Regions from separate parts of the Homo sapiens genome. Here all the other regions are linked to region 4. Evidence: chromatin contacts called from ENCODE Hi-C or POLR2A ChIA-PET data. All regions are on one chromosome and are shown on one strand. The core of a region is the stretch at or near the end of the contact, and the rest is flanking DNA. Distances in the headings are between cores, read along the strand shown. Region 1 holds the start of LAGE3 (L antigen family member 3). Region 2 holds the start of BRCC3 (BRCA1/BRCA2-containing complex subunit 3). Region 3 holds the start of TAFAZZIN (tafazzin, phospholipid-lysophospholipid transacylase). Region 4 holds the start of GAB3 (GRB2 associated binding protein 3).

Region 1 (2,700 bases), core at 36-2,535, 270 kb after region 4:
AGCCTCCCGAATAGCTGGGACTACAGGCGCACACCACGACACGCAGCTAATTTTTGTTATTTTTAGTAGGGCCGGGGGTTTCACCATGTTGGCCAGGATGGTGTTGAACTCCTGACTTCAAGTGATCCACCCGCCTCGGCCTCCCAAAGTACTGGGATTATAGGCGTGAGCCACCGTGCCCGGACTGATGTCACTTTAAATACTTTTTTTTTTATTGTAAATGTCATAAAAGACCACTTCGGAAAAATTGGAGGGAAAACACAAAAAGGAAATTAAAGTCACCCACCATACTATTAGCAGAGATCATGAGGATTTACCTGACGCTGTATTGTTCTAGGATTTCTCTACATATGTACAGTAAGAGACTAAGTTGGCATTTTCTTTTATTTTTTGAGGCGGGGTCTGGCTCTATCAACCAGGCTGGAGTGCGGTGGGGCGATCACGGCTAACTGCAGCCTCTGCCTCCCGGGCTCAGGCTGTCCTCCCATCTCAGCCTCCCTAGTAGCTGGGACCACAGGTGTGCACCATCACACCCAGCTAATTTTTGTATTTTTTGTAGAGGCAGGGTTTCACTATGTTGCCCAGGCTGGTGTCGAACTCCCGGGCTCAAGCAATCAACCCTCCTCAGCCTCCAAGAAGCTATGACTACAGGCACGCTCCACCACTCCCAGCTAACTTTTAAAATTTATTTTTGTATTTTTTGTAGAGACGGGGTCTCACTATGTTGCCTGTGTTTGTCTTGAACTCCTGGGCTCAAGTGATCCTCCTCCCTTGGCCTTCCAAAGTGCTGGGATTCCAAGCGGGGGCCACTTTGCCTGGCCTAAACTGGCATTTTCATACTCATAGTTGTGCAGTCTGATTTTTCACGTTATATTAGACCTAGACCCACCGCCAGTACTTTCATTCAAGGCCCTGTCATTTTTCGCCTCCGTGCAGGCCTCCTGCTGACAGGCTCCCCCGCTCTGCACAGCCCACCCGCTCTAAAATGCTTCCTCTAAAATGCACATCCGATGCTTCACAGTCCATGGTGAAGCCCCGTTGGTTGGGCACTGGGGTTGAGGGCAAGAGCAGTATCCTTGGGGGTTACCCGACCCGGCCACCCTCCCTCTGCGAATCGCAACATGGACGTTGTGCCACATCTCCTGGGGCTCTTGGGTCCAGGTAAGAAACGGGGCGGGAAGCCGTCCAGGCACCGCAGGGCCTCACTGGGGCCTCCAGGGACAAGGGGGAAGGCCCCGCCAGCGCAGGCGCGCTAAGGTCACAAGGCGCGCTTAGGGGCGGAGCCTCGCGGGGTGCGCCTCTGGGATAGGCGACCACGGTGTCTTCAAAAGCCCCGTCAGGGTTGGCTTCCTGGGGCCGGACCGACTGTGGGTCAGTTTGCACCAGCGCTCTGGAATCGAGTTACGCGCGAAAGGGCAGAGTTTCTGGAGGAAACCGCAGCCTCTCAACCGCTGACCGGGTCTCAGAAGGCCCCCGGCAGGGCCGCTTGGCGGGAACTGACCACGCGCCAGTCAGGCTCTCCAGGGACCTGCGCAGGCGCGTGTGGGCGGAGTCGTGCGCAGGGGGCGGGGCTTCGGGAAGGAGCCACAGAGAGGGCGGGGCGTAGGACCTGCGCTTCGGGGGTGGAGTCGGAGCGGCGCGGCGGCGGTCATGCGGGACGCGGATGCAGACGCAGGCGGAGGCGCTGACGGCGGGGATGGCCGGGGTGGCCACAGCTGCCGCGGGGGCGTGGACACAGCCGCAGCTCCGGCCGGTGGAGCTCCCCCAGCGCACGCGCCAGGTCCGGGCAGAGACGCCGCGTCTGCGGCCAGGGGGTCACGAATGCGGCCGCACATATTGTATCCTTTCCGAGCTGGGGGCTGCTTGCGGCGGAGCGAGGGCTGGACTCGGGGAGAAGGAAAGGAGGGCGGGCGGGGGGCCGACGGAAAGGGTAGCAGGGGGGGACCGGGGCTGGCGTATACGGTCAGAGGTGGTCGGAGGAGGGGAAGACATTGAAATGGAGGGAGAAGCTCTGCTAACGGTGGCCTGGGCGAGGTAAGGAGTGAAGGGGGTGACACTAGGCAGGGTGACCTGAGAGGGGGCTTCAGAGGAGCAAGAAGGCCTGAGACATAGGCAAGATCGTATCAGATGGCACCTTAACCGAATGACCCCCAGCACCCTCAGCGTGCCTTTCCCGACCCCCTTGGAGGCGGAAATCGCCCATGGGTCCCTGGCACCAGATGCCGAGCCCCACCAAAGGGTGGTTGGGAAGGATCTCACAGTGAGTGGCAGGATCCTGGTCGTGTAAGTTCTGAAAGGGACGGGGTTGGGGGAGGCGGCCCATGGAGACATGGGGGACATCCAAGGATGAGCCCTAAGGAGCGCCAGGTGCGCTGGGCCGGTCTCTGCCTGAGGGGCTGTGTAATGGCAGGGCTCCCAAGGGTTTGCTATATTGGGTGCCTGAGGGGCAGAGCGAGGGACCAGGAGTTGCCACCTCCAATTTGATTTTCTTTTCCCCTCACTTTTAGCCGCTGGAAAGCTGAAGACTGTCGCCTGCTCCGAATTTCCGTCATCAACTTTCTTGACCAGCTTTCCCTGGTGGTGCGGACCATGCAGCGCTTTGGGCCCCCCGTTTCCCGCTAAGCCTGGCCTGGGCAAATGGAGCGAGGTCCCACTTTGCGTCTCCTTGTAGGCAGTGCGTCCATCCTTCCCTAGGGCAGG
Region 2 (2,821 bases), core at 236-2,735, 320 kb before region 4:
TGTCACTGTCAATTTACGTGAAGGAATGGATCAATGGGGAAATGCCTCTAAACGTATATGCTCTCTGTCACTAAGAAAATTACTGATATCTCACTGGCATTTAAGGGGAGACAGAACATGAAATACACTGAGCAAGGCCAGGTGTGGTGGCTCACGCCTGAAATTCCAGCACTTGGGGAGGTCGAGGTGGGCAGACTGCTTGAGCCAGGAGTTCGAGACCAGCCTGGCCAACATGGTGAAACCCCGTCTGTACAAAAAAAAAAGACAGCCGGGTGTGGTGGCGGGCACCTGTAATCTCAGCTATTCGGGAGTCTGAAGTATGAGAATCGCTTGAACCTGGGAGGCGGAGGTTGCAGTGAGCAGAGATCGCGCCACTGCACTCCAGCCTGGGCGACAGAGTGAGGCTCTGTCTCACCCCTAAAACGCAACAATTATGATAATGCTTATTAAGATGTTTATCCCATATCTCAACTGAATAGGAGGTAAGGCAGAAACCAAAGTTCAAGGTTGTATCATTAAGGGAGCCCCGGAGTGATAATGGTAATTAATTTAAGACACGATCCGGACACAATACTGCCAAAGTCGCCATAATTTTAGGTTAACAATGACTTAGAGATTATAAGATATGAGTAAACAAATACAGTCTTACCTTGTATCATCGTTCAACTAGAGTGGGAAAAAGCAAAAAACATTATTGATCACATTACGTTTGTTTGACATATATGGATGCAGATTATATGACAATTAGGTCATGTGTTCACGCACATGGTATGAAAGACTGGAGAATTACTTTAGACTGTAAACAGCTAAACTGTATTTCCTCATCCTCTTCGGCCCCTCCTCAACACAATGCAGCGGAAACTTTTGCTTCCTTCAAGCCCCGCACCTTCTGTTAGGCTCTTCGATACCCTTCAAATGCTTTGGTTGATATCTCTGCTCCCTAGACAGAAGACTCGAGGCGAGGCAAGGGGCTCTAACTGTGGTCAGCTGCTGCGTCGTAATACCCGGACATCCTCATTATACTCCAGTGTCTTTCTGACCTGCCTTGCAGTTTTGGTCAACCGGGCGAAAAGCGCAGATCTAAAGAGAAGCCCCAGGCTACAGGAGAAAGGGCAAGGCTCCCGGGGCCTGTACAGACCGCCGGGGGCTCGCAGGAGACTAAACAAGTGTCAGGCGGCCAGAAGAAACGGGGCTCCCCGCGACAGAGCTATGTAAAGGGTGTCCAAGGACCTAAATCGAGGATGCCTGTGGCCTCCGCAGCCCTGGGAGCTGCCGGCACCCACCCCGGGGACACACTGGGACTGCTCAGCAGGGTTCCATCCAGGCTAACAGACCTACTCACCTCCCCTATGCACAGCCCCATTACTTCCTCCTTCTCTGTGCTCAGAGCGTGGTTGAGACAAACGAGGAAAGCGTCAGACTCGAGATGAACCGCCTGCACCGCCTGCACCACCTGCACCGCCATCTTGGCCCGACCCTTCTCACGTCCGCCTCGGGCCCACTTGGTCCTGACCAACCGGGTGCTGCGGCGCAGCCTCCCCAGCGCCCAGCGCTGTGCGCTCCGCCCAGGCCTGGCCTTCGGCGCGCGGGTTCCTAGGGGGCGGGGCTTAGGGAGCGGGCGGGGCTGTGGGGGCGGGGCTGTGGGGGCGAGGAGGGGGCAGCGGGCGCGCGGCTGGCGCGCGGGGGCGGGCCTTGGGGCACGGGGGCGGGGCCCGCCCAGCAGCACCTGGGAAACGCCCGCGCGGTTTGGGGCAGGCGTGGCCGTCGGGGCGGAGGGCGGTGGCCGGCCGCGGTCCGGGCGTCAGGCCGGGCGGCGGGGGCGGCAGGGAGGCGGCGCTCTGGGGCCGCAGGCGGACGTACTCTGTGAGCGGCGCCCGGGCGCCTGGGCAGGCGCCTCCCGAGTACCGGCGCCCATTTTGCCCGCCCGCTAAGGAGACCCGTGCGCGGCCTACACGCTTGGGGGACAGCCCTTTAAGACGACATCTCCGCGAACGCCGGCCTCTTGAGCCAGGGGGACGCTCTTTTGAAAGTCAGTCCCAAAACAGTTAAGGTTTTATTTTATTTTGTTTTATTTCCAAGTCACAGCCCCCGAATCTCGTACAACTCTCCCTGGACCACTTCCGGTTGCCGGCCCGCGCCTCATAACTTCGGTTCGAGTGACCTCGGCCCGGGATGCCCCTCGGCTCACCCCGGGCTCACGTCGCGATCCTGGCTTGAGTGGCCCAGGGTGGGAGACCTGGAAGTTTTAGCCTAGCTGTTCTCAAGGCGGATTAATTAGCCCAAGAAACATTATATTCATGTGAGTAACCTTTTGCAGAAACAGTGTTATACTGTATCTGAAAAAGTATCACTCTTAAGCTTGGCTGCTGCTACTTTCTACAAAGGCTTTTAGGTAGCTATTTGTTGGATACAGGGAAGGGGAAATGGAGAACTTCAGTTTTTATTCAAGTTCGGATGTATCACATTAGGTATCCAGAATGCAAGTTTCCTCGGGTCTCCTTGTCTCGATGATATCAGACAGTAAAAATATATGTAAAAGTAATTTTTATTTCGAGGTATGTCAAACGTGCCAAGGATAAAAGTACAGATCTTCCAACTCACAAGTCTAGGAATCACACGTGGATTTTGAAAGCGATTCTAAATCAAAGCACAATATATGCCGTGCCGCCTCCACAGCCCGTCCGTGTTCGTGTCTTTGATTTGGTTTTCTACTTTGTGTAGTTTTGAAGCCAGGCAGGTATGGCAGTACTGGAAAGGGAACATTCCCAAGGTGCTACTTGAAGTGTTGATGCTTTGCTCTTTTCTCCCAAGTCAGTTCCAA
Region 3 (2,700 bases), core at 97-2,596, 340 kb after region 4:
CTGGCCTCCCAGGATCCACCTGTGACATCTATAGGCCTTTCTCCACCCAGCAGCCAGGGTGAGCTCTGAAGGGCTCCAGTGTGGCTAGGTGGCTCCCCATGAACTCTAGGACAGTTAAGCTCTCTGTTCAGGAGTGGAAGCCCCAGGCACCCCTCCACCCGGCCATCTGGTTACCAGAGCCAAGCAACTTCCTGTGAAGTCAGCAGAGCAGGAACCTCTAGGTGTGGCAACCAGGCTCCCAAATAGGGCTGAACGGTACACGCCCAGCCAGGGGCAAACCTGAAGCCAGGACACTGGGCTTCCAGTCCCTGGCCCAGAACTTCCTCACAGGATATCCTATGTCCAACCCCCAAATTTTTCCCAAGACTGTGGGGCCCTGGATGGTTTAGAGAACAGAGGGTTCTGGAGGCCTGACGTTAAAGGAGCTGTAAGATATGCCCTGTGGCCGTTCCTTGGTCCTGCTCCATGCCCAAGGCCCTCTCCAAATCATGCTCCCTCAGGGATGCTGCAGGAGCCACAAATCCAAGTCTCAGCCCTGGGGCAGAACGCCCGGAAACCGGAGTGCCAGGGCTCCATGAAAAGGCAGCGAGAAGGGGTTTGTTCTGACGAGGCTGGGCCCGTCCCGAATCCTCGCCTTTCCTCCCCCTGCCCAGCACACTGGCCCGGGTACCCCAGAGATGAGGGTCGTCCATGCAGGACTGGTGATTGGACACGGTGATGAGGGGCGTGGCCGGGCCTCGCTTCTCGATGAGCTCGTACAGCACCTCCCTGTTGTGCACGGTCAGGTGGTTCATGTACTCTGGCGGGGAAGGAGAAGTCAGGCGCTCCGGGCTCGCCCGCTAGGTCGGGGCCGCGGCGTCCCCCACCCTAAGTCCCACCTCCGGCCGGGCATGGGTACCCGGGCGGGCCTGCCTCGGCCTGGGCCCACTCACTGGTCCAGAAGCAGCTGTAGGTGCCCACCAAGCCCATGACGACGCTGCTGGCCAGGGTCCAGGTGAGCGGCGGCACCGCGGGGAACGGCCACTTCACGTGCAGAGGCATCCCCACCCGGCCCGCGGCCGGCGCTCCCAGCGCCCCGGGCCGGCCTGTGGGGCGCCTCTAGGTCTGCGACCTCGACCGCTCGAGACACTGGCCCCTGACTGGCCCGCGCACGGACGGACGGGGGCGCGGCGCAACAGGGGACTGGACCGAGGTCCCTTCGCAGGTCAGGCCGGAGCAGCGCCCGGCCCCGCTCTCTCGTCACTGGGGAGCGGTCGCCGGGGTCACAGGCCGTGGGCGCGCTGCGGAACGGGAGGAAACGGGAAGGCGGGCGCTGGCACCCCGGCCCGGTGCAACCGCCGGAAAGCGAACCTGCGCCGGTGCCCAGCCCGACCGACTGTCGCAAAGCGCGCACGGGCCGCTTGACGGCAGCGAGGCCAGCCCCGGGGCGGCGGGAAGTGGCCGTCACCCCGTGGGGCTCCCGCTTCCTGGCAGCCTCCTGCGCTCGCCTTTTGTCTCTCTAGTGTTTCTGTTTTTTGTTTGACACAGGGTCCAGCCAGACCCAGGCTGGAGTGCAGTGATGGGATCATGGCTCACTGCAGCCTCGATCTCCCAGACTCAAGCGATTCTCCTGCCTCAGCCTCCCGAGTAGCTGGGACCACAGGCGCCCGCCATCACACTCTGATCCACCCGCCTCGGCCTCCCAAAGTGTTGGGATGACAGCCGTGAGCCACCCCGCCCAGCCACATATACAATTTGACATAGTTACAGTACTACATGATACTATGTGTATGTAGCAATGTATAATCTACTGTATGGCAAAATATACAATATATACAGCAATATATACAAACATATTGTGTATCATATGTAATACAAGAAACAGTATTTTATACCATCTGATACAGTCACAATGTCAGCTACTACCTCTAGTTCTGAAACATATTCATGACCCGGAAAGAAAGCCCCCTATGCATTAAGCAGCCAGTTTTTTATTTTTATTTTATATTTATTTATTTATTATTATTTTTTTAGGAGTCTCGCTCTGTCGCCAGACTGGAGTGCAGTGGCACAATCTCGGCTCACTGCAACCTCCGCCTCCCGGGTTCAAGCTATTCTCCTGCCTCAGCCTCCTGAGTAGCTGGGACTACAGGCGCAGGTCGCCACGCCCGGCTAATTTTTTTTTTTTTTTGTATTTTAGTAGAGATGGGGTTTCACCATGTTGCCCAGGTTGGTCTCGAACTCCTGAGCTCAGGCAGTCCACCCACCTCAGCCTCCCAAAGTGCTAGGATTACAGGCATGGGCCACCGCACCCGGCAGTTTTTTATTTTTATTTTTATTTATTTTTATTTTTGAGACAGAGTCTTGCTCTGTTGCCCAGGCTGGAGTGCAGTGACGAGATCTCAGCTCATTGCAACCTCTGCCTCCCAGGTTCAAGCGATTCTTCTGTCTCAGCCTCCTGAGTAGCTGGGATTACAGGCGCAAGCCACCACACCTGGCTAATTTTTGTATTTTTAGTAGAGGCTGGGTTTCTTCATGTTGGTCAAGCTGGTCTCGAACTCCCGGCCTCAGGTGATCTGTCTGCCTCTCCTCCCAAAGTGTGAGTCATCCTACCTGGCCTGTTTTTTATTTTTAAACCATAATTTATTGATTTTTTTTTTTGAGATGGAGTCTCGCACTGTCGCCCGGGCTGGAGTGCGAGTGCAGTGGTGTGATCTCGGC
Region 4 (2,700 bases), core at 126-2,625:
TGGCCACAGCCACTGCTAAGTGCTCAAGCTGCCCACAGGCAGAGACAAACAATGAACCCTTAATAACAGCATTCCCTGGGGGGACCAGACAGCCACCTGGACTGCCATCTGGAAGGGGCAGCAATTTTTTCTCACTTGAACAGGTACTAATTTTGTACATGGATTCGCTTTTTTAAAATTCACATTTCTGCTGGCACTCCTGCCCATTGACTTACTGAACCCATTATTCACACTGACATTATCTCACACAAGAAAATCATTATAAGCCAGTGTGCGCATGCTGATGGACTCCACTGGTGTTACCATGTTAGCTCATCACCCTGAAGCATCTGGCCTGATAGGATGGGAGGTTGGTCATTCTGTTGAAGATGCTAGCAAACGTCACATAGATGATACCCACAAAAAGCAGAGGGTGGTGCTTAAGTGGATGGGCTCTTGACACAGCTCTGGCTGCCTATGGATGATTTTCTCGTGTGGCTCTCGACAAGTGACACTGTCATCCTGTTTTTCATTTTAGTAACCTGCAAAATTGAGATAATAATAAGAGCCCTTTGACAGGGTGTTGTGTGGATTCAATGAGATAACGCCTGGAAAGTGCTTAGCACAATCGCTGGCATGGTGTTAGCTTGGCAGTAAGGAAGGTCACAAGTGTTAGGTGCTCATGATTGTTATTTTTACTTAGCGTGGTCAGCACACTAGTTGGCACAATCGACTTTAGATCCATCTTTTAAAACCTTCGAGTCAAAGAGATTGCAAACAGCACTACCTTTTGAGTTTGGGTCATTTGGGTTCATTAAGACATTTAGACCGTTTAGCCGGCAAAGCTTATCACTGAATACAACGATCTTTGGGGGAGGGACATAGAAAACACACTACTGTGCAAGCAATCAAGTGGAATAGGGAAGTCCAAGAGGAGTCTTGCTTTTGTTTCTCCGTGAACTATGCACATGGCAGATGCAGGTGGTACTTGGGTTTCAGCTCCAGGGTCCCTGAGACCCAGGGACCAGCCCGTTTGGCGTGGCGGATTGGGGATGGGGCATGAGGGCAACAGGTTCCAGGCTGTGCTCCCATTAGGTCGCAGGGCTCCTTCCGAGCGCTTTCTCGTGACCCTGGGTGAGAGTGGCAGGCGCCCTGCTGCGTAGGCTCCCCCCCCCACACCCCCCCCCCGGGCACAGCCGCTGGCGGAGCTGCAGTTGCTCGAAGGGGCTTCCCAGGCTTCGCTGCTTGCTTTTCCCGCCGTCTTGGGTTGCGGGCGGCGTCGGTTCCCTCCCCGGGGGCCGCGGCGGCCGGAGGCGGGGGTCGCAGCGGCCGCTCGGGGCGGCGCTGGGCGGGCGGGCGCTGGGCCCGCCCCGCCGGCATCCTTGGCCCGACTTCCTTCTGCCGCGGGCGGCTGGCCCAGCTGGAGGAAGCGGCGGCGGCGGCCACGATGAGTGCGGGCGACGCAGTGTGCACCGGCTGGCTCGTTAAGTCGCCCCCCGAGAGGAAGCTACAGCGCTACGTGAGTAGGGGCGCCGCCACCCGCCCGGCCTTCGCGTCCCGGGGCACCCGCCCGCGGGGCGGCCGCGGGGAGCCGCTGGGCTCCGGGCGCGCCAGGCGCAGCCGCTCCCAGCGCCCGGGACTGCGGGCGAGGCCGACGGACGGAAACCGAAATCGCACGTCGAGCCAGCTTCGCCGCTGTGCTAGGCAGCGGGCCGGAGACCAGGTGGCGCCTGCCCGCGGGGCTCAGGGACTCCAGACCGCCGCTGACTCTAGCGGAGGGAGGCGGGTTGGGGCTGAAACCTCAGGCGCCACTCTCCGTACAGGAGCGGCCAGGGAGACATCTCGAAAGCGTGCCCCTTTCTTTGGCTGGGGGTGGCTCTGAGACCCATCGCCCCGCGAAGGAGACGCGGCAGGGGATAGGGAGACTGACAGCCAGAGGGGAATTGCCTGCATTCCCCCTGGACCGTAAGGAGTAAGGAGTGCTGCTCTTGTAGCTGTCATCGGACACTGCTGTCTGGAACCCTACACAGTGTAACTCGTTTCTCATCGTGTAACTCCTTTCAGCTTCTTCTTAATGCTGACACCGCGCTTTTATAGTGCCAGCTGGACAACTGACTTTTACTAATATGAAATTAGGAATACTTGGAAGAGCGAATCTTCCTACCTATTCCATTACCGTTTTAAGATGTACTATCGACACCTCAAACGTTCATTATCTCCATCAGCGTCCTCACGATAAGGTCTTAAAAACATTCTGCTTAAAGACCTGATTGCTACTCAGTGTTTTTCAGCCATTAGGAAGAACCACTTCAGTCCCCAGGGAGTTGCATATAAATAGCTATTAGGACTTCTTGCTTTTTTTAGGCTGGGAGTAGCTGGATGGATTCATCTTGTTCTTAATTCCTAATTTCTCTGCAACTTCACTGCACGGTGGTAGGAACAAACTCGCGCATGTCTGCGCTCATCCAAAGCAGCCCACCCCAAATGTGGTTCAGCCTTGTGCTCTTGTCTATACAGTGCTCTCAAACTGCTGTCCTCTTCTGGCCAAATTTCACAACTGTTTTTGTTCCCACATAGATGAGGCACATATTGTGTGGAAGTTCAAGAGGTGGGATTATAAAAAGACTTTAATAATGTATGAATACTTCCAGAATGTGTGGCAGGAGATTTTCCTGAACATAGAGTTGCTCAAGCCCTCTTTCCCCATTCACATCGGGCTAG

The links. A loop is a pair of places that touch in the nucleus more often than their neighbours do. ChIA-PET counts read pairs that join two places held with the same protein, here RNA polymerase II (POLR2A). Pooled maps may share reads with other maps.
Region 1: a loop to region 4 is called in a pooled map, with 2.8 times the contacts of the local background. The contact joins the promoter of LAGE3 here to the promoter of GAB3 in region 4. A Hi-C loop is called at or near these places in 6 of 37 single-sample maps with no recorded cell type and 6 of 50 pooled maps.
Region 2: a loop to region 4 is called in a pooled map, with 3 times the contacts of the local background. The contact joins the promoter of BRCC3 here to the promoter of GAB3 in region 4. A Hi-C loop is called at or near these places in 1 of 168 maps with a recorded cell type or tissue (K562), 6 of 37 single-sample maps with no recorded cell type and 11 of 50 pooled maps.
Region 3: a pooled map shows a loop between it and region 4 (4-fold over the local background). The contact joins the promoter of TAFAZZIN here to the promoter of GAB3 in region 4. A Hi-C loop is called at or near these places in 1 of 37 single-sample maps with no recorded cell type and 7 of 50 pooled maps. POLR2A ChIA-PET finds 5 or more read pairs at or near these places in 3 of 52 experiments (H1, activated B cell and activated CD4-positive, alpha-beta T cell).

What each region holds. Positions count from the first base shown.
Region 1 is chrX:154,477,866-154,480,565 of GRCh38, reverse strand. LAGE3 (L antigen family member 3) reads left to right here and starts at 1,285. Exons shown (of 3, transcript NM_006014.5): 1 at 1,285-1,838; 2 at 2,155-2,283; 3 at 2,508-2,700. The coding sequence starts at 1,651. The coding sequence ends at 2,622. RefSeq lists an enhancer at 911-1,410 and a silencer at 1,672-1,891.
Region 2 is chrX:155,070,172-155,072,992 of GRCh38, reverse strand. It overlaps BRCC3 (BRCA1/BRCA2-containing complex subunit 3), which reads right to left and starts at 1,485. Exons shown (of 11, transcript NM_001018055.3): 1 at 1,343-1,485; 2 at 650-666. The coding sequence starts at 1,465. CMC4 (C-X9-C motif containing 4) reads left to right here and starts at 1,857. Exons shown (of 3, transcript NM_001018024.3): 1 at 1,857-2,299. It overlaps MTCP1 (mature T cell proliferation 1), which reads left to right and starts at 1,857. Exons shown (of 5, transcript NM_001018025.4): 1 at 1,857-2,299. RefSeq lists enhancers at 502-1,223, 1,180-1,229, 1,240-1,459, 1,224-1,945, 1,930-2,229 and a silencer at 1,570-1,889.
Region 3 is chrX:154,410,185-154,412,884 of GRCh38, reverse strand. It overlaps TAFAZZIN (tafazzin, phospholipid-lysophospholipid transacylase), which reads right to left and starts at 1,346. Exons shown (of 11, transcript NM_000116.5): 1 at 933-1,346; 2 at 671-799. The coding sequence starts at 1,041. It also overlaps a transcript of DNASE1L1 not described here. RefSeq lists a silencer at 820-1,359.
Region 4 is chrX:154,749,752-154,752,451 of GRCh38, reverse strand. It overlaps GAB3 (GRB2 associated binding protein 3), which reads left to right and starts at 1,375. Exons shown (of 10, transcript NM_001081573.3): 1 at 1,375-1,498. The coding sequence starts at 1,427. RefSeq lists silencers at 1,420-1,499, 1,670-1,729.